Regions from separate parts of the Homo sapiens genome. Here region 2 is linked to region 1. A link is a loop called in an ENCODE intact Hi-C map of the cell type or tissue named here. Cell type or tissue: K562. All regions are shown on one strand. Links, peaks and the distances in the headings refer to the core of each region. The heading gives the core; the rest is flanking DNA. Region 1 overlaps PCSK5 (proprotein convertase subtilisin/kexin type 5). Region 2 has its middle 24 kb from the start of RFK.

Region 1 (9,417 bases), core at 512-8,511:
AACATATATTCTTAAAATATACTCTCTAGTCCAGAAGTAGATAATTTCCTTGGGGTTCAGAAGTGACATTCACTGACAAAAAGCGATGCCATATTTGTGAGTTGGTCTATTTGTAAGTAAAGAAAATCCCAGACCCATAACTGCTACCAGCCATTTCTTTTTTATTTTTGATTAGCATTTTCTTTCTTTCTTTCTTTCTTTTTCTTTTTCTTTTTTTGTTTTGACAGAGTGTGGCTCTGTCACCCAGGCTGGAGTGCAATGGCACAATCTCGGCTCACGGCAACCTCTGTCTCCTGGGTTCAAGCTATTCTTCTACCTCAGCCTCCAGAGTAGCTTGGATTACAGGTGCCCACCACCACACCCGGCTAATTTTTGTATTTTTAGTACAGAAGGGGTTTCACCATGTTGGCCAGACTGGTCTTGACCTCCTGACCTCAGGTGATCTGCCCACCTCAACCTCCCAAAGTGCTGAGATTATAGGCGTGAGCTACCGCGCCTGGCTTGATCAGCATTTTCAATTGGGTTTTAAGTATCATCTTTCCAAAAACGTTTTCCTTCTTTCAGCTTTCCCACCCCCACGAGCAGCTGGTTTTCCCTGTTCTTCATACACACCTACATTCAGGGTCTGATTGCCTAATATCCATTCTGTGTCAGCTAAGAATAATAACTCTCACAACATTAATGCCTTTAAATGAAACCAGAAGTTTGTGCATGTTGCATGCAGAGTTTCTGAAAGACTGTTCCAACTAAGAACTATCTCGTCAGCTTTCCTGGTCCCCCTGCAGCTCTTGAAGAGCCACCTGCAGCAATCTGCGAAAGTATAAATGCTCTTGATTACCTGATCCTTCTTTACAGAGACACTCTGCCCCTTCAAAGAAACCATATCACAAAGGCTAACCCTGACTCTGCAGACCTGGGATGGAGAATAGTAAGCAAGGCATGACTGCATATGGCACCCTAGTAATTCAAACAACCTCAAAAGGTTTTCATATTGATTCTACTGCTTCAGGCAGTATTTATCTCACAGTACCACACACAGATTGCTTATCAATCTCTCCAATGCTTTAATGTTTTCTCCAGGGAAAAATTCTATGCTGAACTTGCTAATGATTAATGTAATAATGATAGGGCTGTTACTTTAGAAGAAGAAACTCGGCTTGATAGGTAAAATCCCATGAGAATGAAAATTATGATAAAATAGAAAACTTCTTTCTCACTAGCAAAAAAGAAAGAGAAATACATAGTCATGATGTATCAGATCTAATTGATCAATATTTAATAAGCAAAAAGCATTGCACCTTGGCAGCAGTGTTATATTCATTTATCTAGAATGAATATACCTAGAATGTACCTGTGTAGGATGTACCTAGAATTGCTCATGAAATTATCCCTTGAACACGAGAGATCCAAGAAGTTCAACAAATATTTATGAAAAACCTACCGTGTAACTCAGCTTGTACATCCAACATGGCCTCATGGCCTGATAGTTTTTTCTCTGGTTCTTTCATACTCCCATGTGGTGGGTTAAAGAATAGAAAAAAAATAGACATATTACCCAAATCATACCACCTGGAAAAATGAATAAGAAGTAAGAAAAATGAGCTCATCCTCATCACTAAAGTTACAGTTGAATCTTTCCTTCCATGAAACTGTTTTGGTTACTCCATATTCTCAATCAAGGCATCAAAACAGAGGCTGATGGATGACAGGGGTTGGAACTCCGGATTTCAAAACTCTTAATAATGGCTGGATGTGGTGGCTCATGCCCCAGAACTTTGGGAGGCCGAGGGTGATCACCTGAGGTCAGGAATTCAAGACCAGCCTGGCCAACATGGTGAAACCCCATCTCTACTAAAAATACAAAAATCAGCCAGGCATGGTGGTGTGCACCTGTAGTCCTAGCTACACAGGAGGCTAAGGCATGAGAATTGCTTGAGCTTGGGAGACAGAGGCTGCAGTGAGCCGAGCTATTGTGCTACTGCACTCCAGCCTGGGTGACAGAGCGAGACTCCATCTCAAAAAAAAAAACTCTTAATAATGATAGAAAAAAATTCCCTATCATTCAAGTTGATAGGATTTAAAGATAGTACTTCTTTTTCTGCCAGGCTAGGAGCATAAAACTCCAAGAAGCCAAAGAACTGTTGTCAGAGCCTTTTGTCCTAATGTCTTTAGACTGTAGCATGGAGCTAGGATTCCTGGATTTGAATTCTGATTGCTCCACAAATAAGGTCTTGTCTCTGACAATGTGACAATTCACTTCCTCTCGATGGACTTTAGTTTCCTCAAATGTCAAACAACAAATTGGCCTAAGTAATTTCTAAGGCCCCACATGGCTCTCAGAGTCAGTAGTTTTATAAATTATCTGCTCTTGCCCTTAAGTGGTGGGACAGTCATGTTGGCCCAGACTTAAGGGTACCTTGGGAGAGGACTCAGTCTTAGAAAAGAAGTTGGAATTGGGAAAGAAAATAGAGCATTTAGCAATAACTAAAGCTTAGTCCAAGATGAAGTATTTTCTTAGGAGGGAAATAGAAGAATCAGTTGATAATGTTGGACACCTGGTGACTGACCTACGAGGTATGGGGATAAGGGAACTCCCTTTGGATGGCAAACTGACCTTCTTTCTAGAAGGATTTATTGGCTTCATCAGACATAGGCTAGGATTCTCACGGGGTACATACTCCAATTTTATACAGTGGTATGCCTTCTAGGAAAATCAGAGACAGGCCGGGTGCGGTGGCTCACGTCTGTAATCCCAGCACTCTGGGAGACCAAGGTGGGAGGATCTCTTGAGCCCAAGAGTTTGAGACCAGCCAGGGCAACATAGTGAGATGCTGTCTCTACAAAAAAATTAAAATTAAAATTAAAAACAGAGGAAAATCAGAGACAGTGATTCTACCATTTTCAATTTTTAAAATAAAGGTGAAATTCTTTACCTCAGAAACTAATTTTCTCTATTCTATTTCTTTCACTTTTTCCCTCTTGCCTCTTCCTTTGAGGTCTTCTTCCAACAGACGAATGCATCCTTCGAACAAGCAAGGTTAGGCCTGCAACTGAGCATTTCAAGACAGCTCTGTTCATCACCTCCTCCATGATGCTGGTGCTTCTGCTCGGGGCAGCTGTGGTAGTGTGGAAGAAATCTCGTGGCCGAGTCCAGCCAGCAGCAAAGGCCGGCTATGAAAAACTGGCCGACCCCAACAAGTCTTACTCCTCCTATAAGAGCAGCTATAGAGAGAGCACCAGCTTTGAAGAGGATCAGGTGATTGAGTACAGGGATCGGGACTATGATGAGGATGATGATGATGACATCGTCTACATGGGCCAGGATGGCACAGTCTACCGGAAATTTAAATATGGGCTGCTGGATGACGATGACATAGATGAGCTGGAATATGATGACGAGAGTTACTCCTACTACCAGTAAACAGGCACTCCCCCACCAACACCACCATTCCACTCTCAGGCATGCCTGTGAGCATCACTGTTTTTGGTTTTATCCCCACACCAGGCTGATGTGTGAGTTTTTCTATTTGTCTTCTTTAACCATGAGTCCAACCAGAATATGTAAGAATGATGAAATACTTTGTTCTTCTTTTGAGTGGCTAAACTCAATTAACAGTTCCTGTTCAACCGTAATTGAAGAGCAAGGATAAAATTCAGAGGCATTTTCCTCAAAATAATGTGTTAAGACACAAAAATGAAGGAAGTGAAAACAAATGAGATTTGTACAAACTCTTCTATGTGATTTTAAAAAAAGGACAGCAGATCTATAGAAATTCTGTTTCCGAGCTGCATTGTGGAGGTGTCTGCTGCCTCCTGGTATTCTAATTTTTCTTTATCTAATTTTGGGGATAATGGAGGTACAAAGGAGTTGTTGGTTTGGTGGTGTTTTTCTTCCCTTTAGCTGTCTTTAGGCAGAAATTTGTTTTGTAAGGGCCAAGAAAAGAGGGCTCTTATCAATTGACTCCAGGCCACCCCTGGTGAGCAGAAGAGACCACCTGGGCTGGGCTGCTCAGGACCTACTTGAGATAAGGGAAGAAAAGAGAAGGTGCATCATAGCTGAGGAGCCATGAGGTCACCCCAGGCCCTAGTTCCTCCGCAGGAATCCAGAGTCACAACAATTCTAAAGGCAGAGCAAGCCCAGCGAGAAAGAAATAACTGAATTTCCAGGAACTGCACTCTCATGATTTTCTGGGTACTTTTCGCCTGGGAGACATCAGCTAAGACATCGAATAATAAAAGAAAAATGGCAGTGTTAACCTAACATAAAATGGAATAAAATGACAAACACTTCATCCGCTCTAAAAAATTCAGAGCTTTCCTTCATCAACAACCCATCACAAAACCGTGGACTCTCAATAGAAAGAGTTGGAATAGAGTCTAACATGGAAAAAAAAAAATCCCAATATGCTGCTCACAAGCTGTACTCTAGCTGCTGACCAGCCTTCCAGCACTGCTCATCACTATGATTTTTGTTTCTAGACTTCCTAGGCTTCCTTTTTTCCATTCTTCTGTCAAGTGTATTCTTGGATTCATGCAACTGAGGACAGTTTTTGTCCAGATTGTAACACAGAGAAGGGCTCTTGCTATGCAAAATGATGTTGGCAGGGTCTTACAGATTTCCTTGTCAAAATAGACCTTACAGGCAGTACTAGAAATGGAGCACCAGAAAGCAAAAATGACATTTTCAGAGAATGATGATAATTATAATCTATTGCACACCTACTACCAGATAACAAGCTAAGTAATTCCCCCCCAAAAATGCCCCACTTATCCATTTTGGTACTTACCATACTCCCATGAGGTTGGTATTGCTATTATTCTGTTCTTGTAGGAAACCTGAGGCTTACAAGAGGTTAGGTAACTAGTCCAAGGTCATGCAAAGCTCAACAAAATTCAAGAAAAAAGAATGATCACCCTAAAGCGTGTGTTCTTATAACTATGCTACTGAAATAAGGTGGGAAAATAAGCATCCTAAATATAATTAAAGTCATGCCTATTGTTTTAGTCTATAATATCAATGTTATCTTTACTAAATTCATGGATTTTCTTTTTTTAACATAATGTATCACTGACACAGAAAATCTTTATGAAGAAGTCTTCAGTTTACTAAAGGCTTGTGCTTCTTTAGAGGAAAGCTCTTAAAACAGGGTTGACAAACAGTCTCTGGAAAGAGCCAGCTAGTAAGTACATTAGGCTTTCTTGGCCAGAAAGTCTCTGTCATAACCACTCAGCTCTGCTATTATAGCATGAATGCAGCTGGTACATAACGGATGGGTGAGCTGTGCTTCAATAAAACCTTATTTATGGACACTGACATTTGAAATTCAGGTAATTTTCACATATTATAAAATTTTATTCTTCTTTTGATTTTTTTCAACCTTTTAAAATTTAAAAATGCAAAAGCTATTCTCAGTTCACAGCATTACAAGAACAGGTGGTGGGTCAGATTTGGCCAACAGGCTGTACTTTGCTGACTTTATCTTTAAAACAGTTTTCAGAGATCATACATGTACATGTATGATATGCCTCCAAAAATTTTGATCATTTAAAATTATCTCCTTGGCCAGGCGTGGTGGCTCATACCTCTAATCCTAGCACTTTGGGAGACTGAGGCAGGCAGATCACCTGAAGTCAGGAGTTTGATACCAGCTTAGCCAACATGGTGAAACCCCATTTCTACTAAAAATACAATAAAAATCTGGGCATGTTGGTGCACACCTGTAATCCCAGCTACTCAGGAGGCTGAGGCAGGCAAATCACTTGAGCCCGGGAGGCAGAGGTTGCAGTGAGCGGAGATGGCACCATTGCACTCCAGCCTGGGTGACAGAGCAAGACTCCATCTCAAAAAATAAGTAACTAACTAACTAACTAAATAAATAAATAAATAAAATTATCTCCTTGCCAGGACTGCTGGCTCATGCCTGTAATCCCAGCACTCTGGGAGGCTAAGGCAGGAGGATTGCTGACCCACCACCTGTTCTTGAGCCCAGGAGTTCGACATCAGCCTTGGACAACATAGTGAGACTCCCGTGTCTACAAAAAATTTAAAAATTAGCCAGGCATGGTGGCAAGTGTCTGTAGTCTCAGCTACTCAGGAGGCTAAGGTGGAAGGATCACTTGAACCCGGGAGGTCGAGGCTGCAGTGAGCTGTGATCTTGCTATTGCACTTCAGCCTGAATGACAGAGCTAAGACCCTGACTCAAAATAAATAAATAACATTATCTCTTCAAAATGTATCTGAAGCCCTGATAGTTCTACTTTCAATTCTTAGAAACATATAAAAATATATGCATGATAGCCATCATATCAATGGAAGACTTTCTCACCTCTGTGGTTGCAGTTAGCTTACAAAAACGAGCAATTTTGCTTATACTGTGTTGTTCATCTTCCTTGTTAATTCTAAAGCTCTGATAGACTGAGTTTGACATTTCTTTCTGTAAACTGGAAATTGTTTTCTATGAAAAAAAAACTCTATGATACACAGTTAAAGATTGGTTGAGGTTGAGATGAACTTCAATACTAAGAAAAATTGTGGTGTTCCTCTGTGTGGCCTGCAATGAAAAGAAGGCTCATGCTTGTGTATTGAGGTTTGACATCTTTCCTTCTTTGTTTTTAGTCATGCAACGTCATTCTTAGATGGCTTTTGAATACTATGCTAATGACTATCTAAATAGATAAATATGTGATTGGAAAACAAAGTCACCTTTTAGTTTTCTACTTGGAAATATTAAGAGAATCCTTGTAGACTGGAAACACACCAAAAGGCTGGGTAAAGCATGGGAGGTTCCAGTTAATAGAAAGTAATTTTAAAATTGGAAATAAAATTAAATCAAGACCAGATAATGCTATGGAGACTTACTTATTAAATAACTTTCTGAGCATTTTTATGTGCTTAGCATTACATTTTCCAAGTAAGAGATACACAACAAGAGTGCTATTTTTTCTTCTTTTTATCTTCCTACACTCAAAGACCAAGCTAGCTTTATCAATTCTGAATTTTCTCTCCTAAAAATCAGCTCAATCTGTCTTTCTGCCTCATCAGCACTGCCTCAATCTAAGGGAGGAAACCACCCCTCATATTGTCTTATGCCCAATTTCTGCCTCCAAAGAAAGAAGAAGTAAAAACTAAAAGGCAAAAATGAAATCCACAGGCAGACAGCCCGGCGCTACGCCCTGGGCCTGGCAGTTAAAGATCGACCTCTGACCTAACCGGTTATGTTATCTATAGATTCCAGACATTGTATGGAAGAGCATTGTAAAAATCCCTGTCCTGTGCTGTTTCGTTCTGATTACTGGTGCATGCAGTCCCCAGTCACGTACCCCCTGCTTGCTCAATCGATCATGACCCTCTCACGTGGACCCCCTTAGAGTTGTGAGCCCTTAAAAGGGACAGGAATTGCTCACTCGGGGAGCTCGGCTCTTGAGACAGGAGTCTTGCCGATGCTCCTGGCCGAATAAACTGCTCCTTCTTTAACTCGGTGTCTGAGGAGTTTTGTCTGCGGCTCATCCTGCTATAAATCAGGCCCTCGGTGTTTCTCATCTAGACCACTCATACTTCTTCCTGAAGTATTGTGCAGCTTTAATCTCCTTTTCTTTCTCTCCTGGCGTATTTTCTACCCTGCTATCAAAGGTCATTTCTAAGGTTCCTCAGATAATCCCATTCCGGGGTCCCCGTCACCTACAGTGTTTATGACATTCAAAACTTTGTTACATATGGCCACTGGCTCTGTCTCTGGACTTAGCACCCTCAATTTCCTGGCCCCCTCCTTATTTCCCAGCTTCTCCATTATGCTCCAACAGTACTGAATTGCTTCTAGGCTCTCCAGGATAATATACTGCTATCTCATGCCCTTGGGCACATACTGTTTACTCTCCTTGGAATATTCTTCTCCCACCTTAACCAGCTGGAAAATTCCTGACCTTCCTTGAAAAGTCACATGTCCTTATAACCTCCCCTAGGAAGTCTTCCCTAATTTTTGAGAAAGATAATCACTTTCTCCCATCTCTGCTACCTAGATACTCTGTGCATATAGCTTTTCATATCACCTTGTGATGTAATCGTTAGATTACAAAGCTGTATCCACCGAAAGACTAGGTACTCCTAGAGGCAGCTACTGTTTCTTTTCTAGAACCCAGCACAGTGCCCAGCAATTGTTTAACAATCAAGGATGACTGGTAGAATTGAATTTTAAGAAGACAAGACTCAAAGATATGGAGAAATGATCTAGGCCATATGTTGTATATGCAGTGCACTCCTGTTTAATCCTGACAGTAAATGGTAAGGAGGGGAGGAGGTGGTGCCAGTTACCCATGAAATAGCTACAAATTAGAGCATACAGATGTGGCTTCATGGGAAGATTTGTGCTTAGACTTAATTTGAAAAAGAGGATGGAGGCAGGATTCTTTGAAGAAGGCACTGGAGTTTACCTGACTTTTATGATAATAATTATAACAATCAATTACCAAGTATTTGTTAAGTGTCTAGCATGTGCCCAGCACTATTCTAGTTACTGGAAAAACAGCAACTGGGATCCATCAGATTTGAGTCCTCATGGAACTTTCAATCTAGTTGATACAGGAGCCAGAAAGAAATTATTTAGGCAGATAGTAAGGGTGAGAGAGTCCTCGATAAGATTTCCTTTTAATAAAAAGCAGCCCAAAAAATCATGGTGCAGGCATAGATAAGCAAGCTAAAAGCCTCCATAGGTAAATGCCAGCAGCTGTGCCAATAGAAAAGGGATACCTGGAAGGCAGGTGTATTCAACATGGAGGTTATCTTTTTCCTTTTCTTCATCACCACATGTGCAGTAAAAAAGCAGACAACATGGCACTGGCCAGGTAGAGACCCCATCTTCATAATAAAAGATTAGGATGGGATAGCTATCTTCTTTGCATACTATGCAAATGGTACACCTGGTCCAACCAACCTCTCAGGCCCTATGTAAATCAGACACCACCTCCTCCAGCTCCTCTATAAAATCCTGTGCATTTCACCATGAAACTGGAAGACCCACTTGGGCACCCGGAGAGAGCTATTCTCTTTTCTCTTTCCTCTGTTAAACCTCTGCTCTTAAACTCACTTCTTATGTGTCCGCATCCCCGATTTCCCTGGCATGAGATGACGAACCTCAGGTATTTACCTCAGACAATGATGCTGCTTTATAGTTAGGCAGAAAAAAGTACTGTAACTACCATTTTTAATGACATCTATGGGCCAGGCATAGTCTTTGGCACTTCACTCGTATGATGATCTTATTGACTCCTTACAACACAAATGCTATAAGGTGAGTAATCCCTTATAGCATTTTCTTTTTCAAATTAAGTCCAAGCACAAATCTTCCCATGAAGCCACATCTGTATGCTCTAATTTGTAGCTATTTCATGGGTAACTGGCACCACCTCCTCCCCTCCTTACCA
Region 2 (9,417 bases), core at 968-8,967, 59 kb after region 1:
CCATATCTAGTCTGATTCTGATGCATCCTCAGTCTCTTCAAATTCTGTTTTGCCTTTTAGTGTGCCTTGTCATTTTTTGCTGAATGACACCTTTCAACAAAACAACAAAAAGTACACCTTTAGCGATGTGCTGGTAAGATTTGAGGGGAGGAGAAGCATTCTATGGTCCTATCGTTACCAGAAAGCAGTCCCAGTCCAGACCCCAAGAGAGGGTTCTTAGATGTCATGCAAGAAATAATTCAGGGTGGTCCACAGAGTAAAGTAAAAAGCAAGTTTATAGAGAAGTAATGAAACAAAAGAATGGCTATTCCATAGGCAGAGCAACCAGGGGGCTGCTGGTTGACTATTTTTATGGTTATTTCTTGATTAGATGATAAACAAGGGGTAGATTATTCATGAGTTTTCCAGAAAAAGGATGAAGAGTTTCAGAAACTGAGGGTCCCTCGCCTTTTTAGAACATGTAGGGTGATTTCCAGAAGTTGCCATGGCATTTGTAAACTGTCATGGTGCTAGTGGGAGTGTCTTTTAGCATGCTAATGCATTATAACGAACATATAATGAGAAGTGAGGACAACCAGAGGTCACTTTCATCTCCATCTTGGTTTCGGTGAGTTTTGGCTGGCTTCTTTACCACATCCTGTTTCATCAGTAGGGTCTTTACAACCTCTGACGTGTGATACCAGTCCTGTTCACCTCCAGTCTTATCCTGTGAATAAGAATGCCTAACCTCCTGGGATGGCAGCCAAGCAGGTCTGGGCTTTATTTTACGTAGCTCCTATTCAAGATGGAGTTGCTCTCCTTTAAATGCCTCTGGCACTATAATTAGGTCTTAGGCATTTAGTAAGCCTTTATGTGCCCTTTAGCTGTGAACTTTTTTTTTTCCTTGAGACAGAGTCTCATTCTGTTGCCCAGGCTGGAGTGCAGTGACACGATCATGTCTTACTGTACCTTGATTTCCTAGGCTCAGGTGATACTTCCACCTCAGCCTCCTGTGTAGCTGGGGCTACAGGCACGCACCACATACCTGGCTAATTTTTGTATTTCTTGTGGAGACAGAGTTTCACCATGTTGCTCAGGCTGGTCTTGAATTCCTGGGCTCAAGCAATCCACTTGTCTCAGTCTTGGTAAGTATTGGGATTACAGGCATGAGTCACCACACCTGACCTTGACGGTGAACTTCACATACTGTCTCTGCCCCTTGGATTTTTCCCCCCACCTTAGGTGGGACAGGATGGCTAGTGGAAGCTGGAATTAAGTCTCACATATTTGTCAGAGTCCTATGCATACATATGTAATTAAGATGATTTTTCTCTTGTTAATTTATCATCTGTCAATTTAATTCATGGCCTAGCCAAAGAACCTAGAAGGGTAGAGGGAAGCCATTTCCCCTCCCATGAAAAGCAAGAGTAGAGCAGTGTGTACAGTTTTCTATTTACATAACCAGATATAAAATGGGATTCTATCTTTGTTTTAACAAAGCATCAATAAAATAATTATTCAATGCCAAAGCACATGTGAAACAGATCTTCCACATGTAGAATTCACAAAGAAAGTTATTGACAACTAATTACACAATGCTTGGGCCCCCTCTATCCCCAGAAAACACAAGAAAAACCCAAAACCCTGAGACTTCCTGTTTGTCTTTCCATTGTGATTTTGTATGGTGTGCCCACAAATCATTATTCAATGTTTTTTTGTTCCACTGCCAAGATTGCTCTCATGCTTCCTGGTAATCACAGGGGCTGAAGCAGCAGCCAACTATTATTGATATGGACAGGAGGCAGGGAAATACTGAATAGAAGAGGGCAGTTCCCTGGCAAAGGCCCTACCCACAAGCCTGGGCCCACAGCCCTAAATGAGAACTTCACATCCCTGTTTTCCCACTCCAATGTTGCTTTTTCCAAAACTGCCCTGGCCCATCATACCCCCCATCCCATACCCATAAAAACCTCAAATTCCACTTACAGACAAGCAGAGTGTCATGGCAGAGAAGGAAAGAAGAGAAGAAGCATCTGACTGTCGAGATGAGTTTGGCCAGGGACGGCTGAACTCCAGGGGGAAGATTATCTTCCCACTCCATCCCCTTTCCAGCTGCCCATCCCACTAAGAGCCACCTCCTTCACTCAGTAAAACCTCTGCATTCACCATCCTTCAAGTCCATGTGACCTGATTCTTCCTGGATGCCAGACAAGGACCAGGATACCAAGAGGGCAGAGAGTAAAATGCTGTCGTGCTGACTCTCCTCTGAGCCAGTTAACACTTAGCCATCCATGAATGGCAACTGCTAAAAGAGCATTAATTGTAACACACCCCTAGATGCTGCCATAGGGCCAGAGCCCAGAAGTGCTTGCCCCAGCCTTGGCACCTGCTTGCCTGCACGCTCCCCCTCCTGCAAGGGGTTTGAGTGGGGGGCTGAGTAAGCGAACCACACCCCTGTTGCAAGTCCCACGAAGGGATCCAGGGAACTCTCCAGTCTCACTACGTATTTAACTAACACTATGGCATAAATTCTTCTTTTAATTTTAAGTTTTGAATAAGATGAAAAAGCTTTTTTGTGATACTTAGGAATTAAGAAGATATGATCTGGCTGGGTGCAGTGGCTCACGCCTGTCATCCCAGCGCTTTGAGAGGCTGAGGCGGGTGGATCACTTGAAGTCAGGAGTTCAAGACCAGCCTGGCCATCATGGTGAAACCCTGTCTCTACTAAAAATACAAAAAATTAGCTGGGTGTGGTGGTGGGCACCTGTAATCTCAGCTACTTGGGAGGCTAAGGCAGGAGAATCATTTGAACCTGGGAGATGGAGGTTGCAGTGAGCCAAGATTGTGCCACACTCCAGCCTGGGTGACAGAGCCAGACTCTGTCTCAGAAAAAAAGAAGATATGATAAAAAATGTGTCACTTATCTGCCTTAAATCTAAACAATGAGTTAAGAAATGTTTTCTTTGAAATAGTTTATAGTTATTTATGAAGCTCATGAAATTATTTGCTTTAATAACTATGGGTGAAATAAATGTAATCCTACCTCAGTGCCTTCTTCAAAATTATAATTCAGAGGTTATGGACATAAAAATGCCATCTCCGCAGTAAATGAAGTTGACAAATATTCAACAAAATGTGCCCTAGTCTTTTTTTACCCACCTGAGTATGTATCACAATGTAGTGTTGGAAGGAAAATTTTCCTCTACCCACTAGTTTCAATTGCTTGGGGGCCTGAAGATTAACTGACAATAGATGGATGAACAGAACAAGAATTATTTATACATGCACTCATTACTCAGTAAGGAGTAACTGGATAAGAAGCCAGAGGTAAATGTTTTTACGTCAACTGAACAAAACAGGGAGGAGTTAAAACTTCAAAGGGGAAGAATGAAAGGTACTGTTGGCTTTTCTGATGTTAATAGCTAGCTGAATTCACACTTCAGTATTCTCCCAACAGGAAACTCCTTTGGTGGGTGGGGGAGCCAAAGGCATCTGTATTTTCAGGAGGCCCTGCTTAAGTTTGGATAATGTTTATTTCTGTAGCTGCTGGTTGTACAGGCATTTTCAGTTTAAAATAATTTTCATATCACTTTTGTAGGCCATTAATTTCTTCAGTAATTTCTCAGCAACTCATAGCACCCCAGTAAGATCATGGCAAAGCTCACACATCACCCACCTGTATGATTGTAGAGGGGCCAAGGGAAAGCGTCCGTCATCCTGTTAAGGGTTTGTTGAAAATTGTTGATGAAAAGAGTGAAACTTTGTAAAATATTTAAGAGATTTATTCTGAGCCAAATAGAAGTGACCATAGCCCATGACACAGCCCTCAGAAGACCCTGAGAACATGTGCCCAAGGTGGTCGGGGTACAGCCTAGTTTTATACATTTTAGGGAGACATGAGACATCAATCAAATACACGTAAGGTATACATTGGTTCAGTCCAGAAAGGTGGGACAACTCCAAGTGGGCAGAGAGGGGAGGAGGGGTTCCAGGTTATAGGTACATTTAAAATATTTTAGATTGGCAATTGGTTGAAAGAACTACTATCAATAGAAAGGAATATTTGGGTTACAATAAGAGGTTGTGGAAACCAAAGTTTTATCATGCTGAGAAAGCCTCCAGGTAACAGACTTTGGAGAAAACAGATTGTAAGTGTTTCTTACTAGACTTAAAGTCTGTGTTGATTGTACATGCTGGTCAACTTTTTCTGAATTCCAAAAGGGAGGAGGGTATAATGAGGCATGTCCCACCCTCTCTTCCCATCATGGCTTGCACCAGGTTTTCAGGTTAATGTTGGAGTGCCCTGGCTGAGAGGAGGGGGTCTATTCAGACGGTTGGTTGGTGGGCCTTAGAATTTTATTTGTGGTTTACAAAATGAACTGACAAAAGGCAGATTAAAAAGCAGAAAAAGGCATACAAAATTTATTTAACATGCATAAACATGAGGGAATTGCAGGGGTAGGATTACCCAATAACCCAAATGAGGTCCAGTTGCTTACATACTCTTGTTCACAGGGGAAGGGGAGTTGAGGGTGTAACAATTTTGAGGGGCAGCAAATGATTTTTAGGGGAAATGAATGAACCTGGGAGACAGGAATTAATCTGTAAGTTATTCTCTTTAGAATTTGAATGAGCCTGAAAGGCAGACATTGTTTTGTGAAAAAATTCATCCAGGTGTGGTTACATTACTCAGTCTTCTTTTCTGTGATAGGTAATGAGATTTCGGAGAGGGGATGGAAGGCAATTGTGTTTTCTTTGTGGGTCCAGTCTTAAAGGTGATAAAGGAATATCAGAGAAGAGCCTCATCCTGTGCCTTGGGAGAGACAAAATGTTAGTGGAGGCTGGAGGGGGGTGTCAGAGAGACCTCGAGGCTGCTTCTTTTAGTTCAGTATACCAAAACACCATATTTTGGGGTATCACTTTTCTGAGTCCCAACATTGCCTCCTCTATGGCTGCATAATCTGTATAACATCAACAGTCATTCTTTCTTTCGATTCTCAGTGCTTAATCCCTTATAGCCCCCATCCCAATCATCACCATCTTATTTACATGATTATTGGCTGTCACAATCCCCCTCCAGAATATACACTCCATGACAACAGACTTTGTCCATCTTCATTACTGTGTCACCAGAGCTAATACCATGTCTGGCACAGGGTTGTTACTAAATACATATTGGTTGGTAAAATAAATGGAAAATAAATAGTTTAAAGTGTAAGCTGGGCGTAGTGGGTCATGTTTGTAATTCCAGCACTTTGGGAGGCCAAGGCGGGAGAATCGCTTGACCCCAGGGGTTCAAGACCACCTGAGCACCATGGCGAGACCCCCGTCTCTACGAAAATTAGCCAGGCATGGGGTGTGGCTGTAGTCCCAACTACTCAGGAGGTTGAGGTGAGAGGATCCCTTGAGCCCAAGATGTCTAGGCTGCAGTGAGCCAATATCATGCGACTACACTCCAGCCTGGGGGACAAATTGAGACCCTGTGTCAAAAAAATAAAAAAGAAAGAGAAAGGGAAAGAAAAAATGTAAAGCAATGTTTCCATCTGGAGCAGTGGTGGAGATCATACTGCTACATTGTGACTTAACAGAATTGAATCCTGACATAAAATGTACTGTCTAAAAATAACATTTACTAAATAAGTTGAGCAGCCACCACACAGTTGCTACTCTCTAACACCAGCACCTCTATCTTGCTGAGCTCCAGCCAAAGAAGGAAGGTAAGTCAGGAGGTGTCTCCTACTTACCATGGCTCCTACAAAGCTGGCACCCGGAAAACATCTGGCTACAAATGCCTTTCCCAAGAGTGCACCCTCTACTGGAGAAATGAAGAAACCTTAGCATTACAGGCTTGATACTGTGGCACTCCATGAAATTAGATGTTATCAAAAGTCCACCAAATTTCTGATTTGCAAACTTTCATTCCAGTACCTGATATTAGAAATTGCTTAGGACTTCAAAACAGATTTGTGTTGCCAGAGCACAGCTATTGGAAGCAAGTGAGGTCTATTGTAGGAAGCAAGTGTGGTCTATCATGTGGGACTTCCACCCTGGGTGCTCTCTGTATCAAATGTGTAACAGTGTTTTTTGTTTGTTTTTATATTTCATTTCTATTTATATTTTTAGAGACAAGGCTTTGCTCTGTCACCCAAGCTGGAGTGCAGTGGCGTGATCATAGCTCACTGCAGCCTTGAACTCCTGGGCCAAGTAATCCTCCTCCCTTAGCCTCCCGAGAAGCCGGGATTACAGACACACACTACCAGGCCTGGCTAATTAAAATAAATTATTTAGAGAGAGGGGTCTTGCTATGTTGCCCAGTCTGGCCTTGAACTCCTGGGCTCAAGCAATTCTCCAGGCTCAGCCTCCCATTTAGCTGGGATTGCAGGCACAAGCCACCACACCCAGCCCAAAGTATAACAGTTATGACTAAAGACATCCAGCTAGCATGCTACATAGATTGAGAATATGTTTAAGAATCTACTATGGCTGAGTGTGGTGGCTCACACCTGTAATCCCAGCACTTTGGGAGGCGGAGCCAGGAGGATCAATTGAGCTCAGGAGTTTAAGATCAGCCTGAGCAACATAGCAAGACCTCTTCTCTACTAAAAATAATTTTAAAAAAATAGCCAGGCTTGGTGGCATGCAGCTGTGGTCCCAGGTACTTGGGAGGCTGAGGCAGGAGGATGGCTTGAGGCCAGAAGTTCAAGATTGCAGTGAGCTAAAATCACACCACTGCACTCCAGCCTGGGTGACAGAACAAGACCCTATCTCAAAAGGAAAAAAAAAAAAAAAAAGAATCCACTATGAAAGGAAACATTTCATTCTCAAAACAAACAAATGAAAAATCCTCTCATCTTCCTGTTAGTGGTGGTTCTGAATGTTTGATATTTTTTCCTCATGGGGTCAAAAAGTACCTAAGTATATAAATGCAAGTGGAAAAATAGGGGATAGAAATCAGATATTGACAGTTTTACCATTTTCACTTGTGTGCGAATTGTTAATATGAATGTGGAAATATAAAGCACTGAGGCAAATCAAAATGTTTTATTAAACAAGTGTCAGCAATTCACCTTTATAACAATTATAAATAAACTTGTTAGATTTTCCTGGACAATGCCAGCATTTGGATTTTTACAAATAAGTAAATGTTGGCTGGGCACAGTGGCTCACACCTGTAATCCTAGCATTTTCGGAGGCCAAGTCGGGCAGATCACACGAGGTCAGGAGTTTAAGACCAGCCTGGCCAACATTGTAAAACCCCATCTCTATTTAAAAAAAATACAAAAATTAGCTGACCATGGTGGTGTGTGCCTGTAGTCCCAGCTACTAGGGAGGCTGAGGCACGATAATTGCTTGAACCCAGGAGGGAGGCTGAGTGAGCCGAGATGGAGCCATTGCCCTCCAGCCTGGATGAGAGAGCAAGGCCCTGTCTCAAAAAAAAAAAAAAAAAAAAAACCACAACAAAAAACAACCCACACAATTTAATGTCTTATTGATGGCAACTCAATTTGTTTGTAGGTTGTTTTTTTTTTTTTTTTTTTTTTTGGAAATGGTCTCACTTTGTCATCCAGGGTGAAGTGCAATGGCTCAATCACAGCTGTCTGCAGCCTCCACCTCCTGGGCTCAAACAATTCTCCTTCCTCAGCCTCCCAAGTAGCTGGGACTACACATGCAAGCCACCACACCCGACTAATTTTTGTGTTTTTTGTAGAGCCAGGGTTTTACCGTTATGTTAGTTCATTCTTAGGCTGCTATGAAGAAATATCCAGGACTGGGTAATTTATAAAGAAAAGAGGTTTAATTGACCCACAGTTCTGCATGGCTGGGGAGGCCTCAGGAAACTTACAATCATGGTGGATGACACCTCTTCACAGGGCAGCAGGAGAGAGAATGAGTGCAAGAAGGGGAAACAGCAGAAGCTTATAAAACCATCAGATTTCATGAGAACTCACTCACTGTCATGAGAACAGCATGGGAGAAACCACCCCCATGATTCAATTATTAATACCTCCCACCGGGTCCCTCTCACGACACATGGAGATTATGGGAATTAAAATTCAAGATGAAATATGAGTGGGAACACAGCCACACCATATCAGCCATGTTGCCCAAGATGGTCTCGAACTCCTGAGCTCAAGAGATCCACCCGCCTCGGCCTCCCAAAGTGCCAGGATTACAGGTGTGAACCACGGCACTCAGCAGTAGCATCTTAATCTACGGTATATTTCATCCATTCACTATGCAGATAGATAGTTCTTGATTTATGTTAATTTTATTTATAATTTTTTGGCTTTATTATGGTGGAACAATGATATGCATTCAGTAGAAACCATACTTTGAGTACCTATACAACCATTCTGGTGTTTTTTGTTTTCATTTTGTTTTGGTTTTTTTGAGACAGGGTTTTGCTCTATCACCCAAGCTTGAGTGCAGTGGTGTGATTATGGCTCACTGCACTCACTGCAGCCTTGACCTCCTAGGCTCAAGTGATCCTCCCACCTCAGCCTCCAGAGTAGCTGGAACTACAGGTGCATGCCACCATGCCCAGCTAATTTTTGTATTTTTTGTAGAGACTAGGTTTCTCCATGTTGCCCAGGCTGGTCTCAAACTCCTGGGCTCAAGCAGTCTGCCTGCCTCAGCCTCCCAGATTGCTGGGATCATAGGCATGAGTCACTATGCCTGGCCTAACCATTATTTTTTTCACTTTTAGTACAATATTCAATAAATTACATGAGATATTCAACACTATTATAAAATAACCTTTGTGTTCAATGATTTTGCCCAATGGTAGACTAATGTAATAAGTATTCTGAGCACATTTAAGTTAACCTAGGCTAAACTATGATCCTCAGCAGGTTAGGCATATTAAATGTATTTTTGACTTAAGGTATTTTCAATTTATGATGGATTTAGCAGGACATAACCCCATTGTAAACTGAGAAATATCTATACTTTTCTAACTTAGTCGTCCATGATCACCACCACCATTGCCATCACCCTTGCCATTAGGCATCATGTTTTCCTCCTTGGAGGTTGCCGTGGTTTAAATGTGTCCCCCAAAGTTCATGTGTTGGAAACTTAATCCCTAATGATGCAATGCTGTTGGGAAGTGGGGCCTAATTGGAGGTGTTTTGGTCATGAGAATTCCAACGTCATGAATGAATTAATGCCAATTATAAAAAGGCTGACACTGTGAGCTCATTCTCCTGCTCTCTTGCACCCTCCCTTTGCCTTTCCCCCATGGGATGATGCAGCAAAAAGGCCCTTGCAAGATGCTGGCCCCATGACCTTGAACTTCCTAGTCTTCAAAACTGTAAGCCAATAAATTTCTGTTTATTATAAATTATCCAGTCTCATGGATTCTGTTATAACAGCACAAAACAGACTAAAACAGAGGTCAGTCATCACAGTTACCAGTTTTGGCAAGCTTTTAATGAACAA

The links. A loop is a pair of places that touch in the nucleus more often than their neighbours do. Peaks named below come from ENCODE experiments on the same cell type or tissue, not always from the same donor. Only the 100,000 strongest peaks of a DNase experiment are listed, where the experiment ranks them.
Region 2: it touches region 1 in a loop (2.6-fold over the local background); 3 of 110 quality-filtered maps call a loop at or near these places.

The regions. Positions count from the first base shown.
Region 1 is chr9:76,355,502-76,364,918 of GRCh38, forward strand. It overlaps PCSK5 (proprotein convertase subtilisin/kexin type 5), which reads left to right. Exons shown (of 38, transcript NM_001372043.1): 38 at 3,012-7,474. The coding sequence ends at 3,421. Among named protein-coding and RNA genes, the nearest start is that of RFK, 34 kb to the right of the region's middle. In K562, for the core only: no CTCF peak of the experiment used is centred there; a DNase peak (open chromatin) is centred at 4,020.
Region 2 is chr9:76,414,192-76,423,608 of GRCh38, forward strand. It overlaps a transcript of GCNT1 not described here and the pseudogene H3P32. Among named protein-coding and RNA genes, the nearest start is that of RFK, 24 kb to the left of the region's middle. RefSeq lists an enhancer at 3,094-3,675. In K562, for the core only: a CTCF peak has its summit at 5,800 (motif pointing left); no DNase peak of the experiment used is centred there.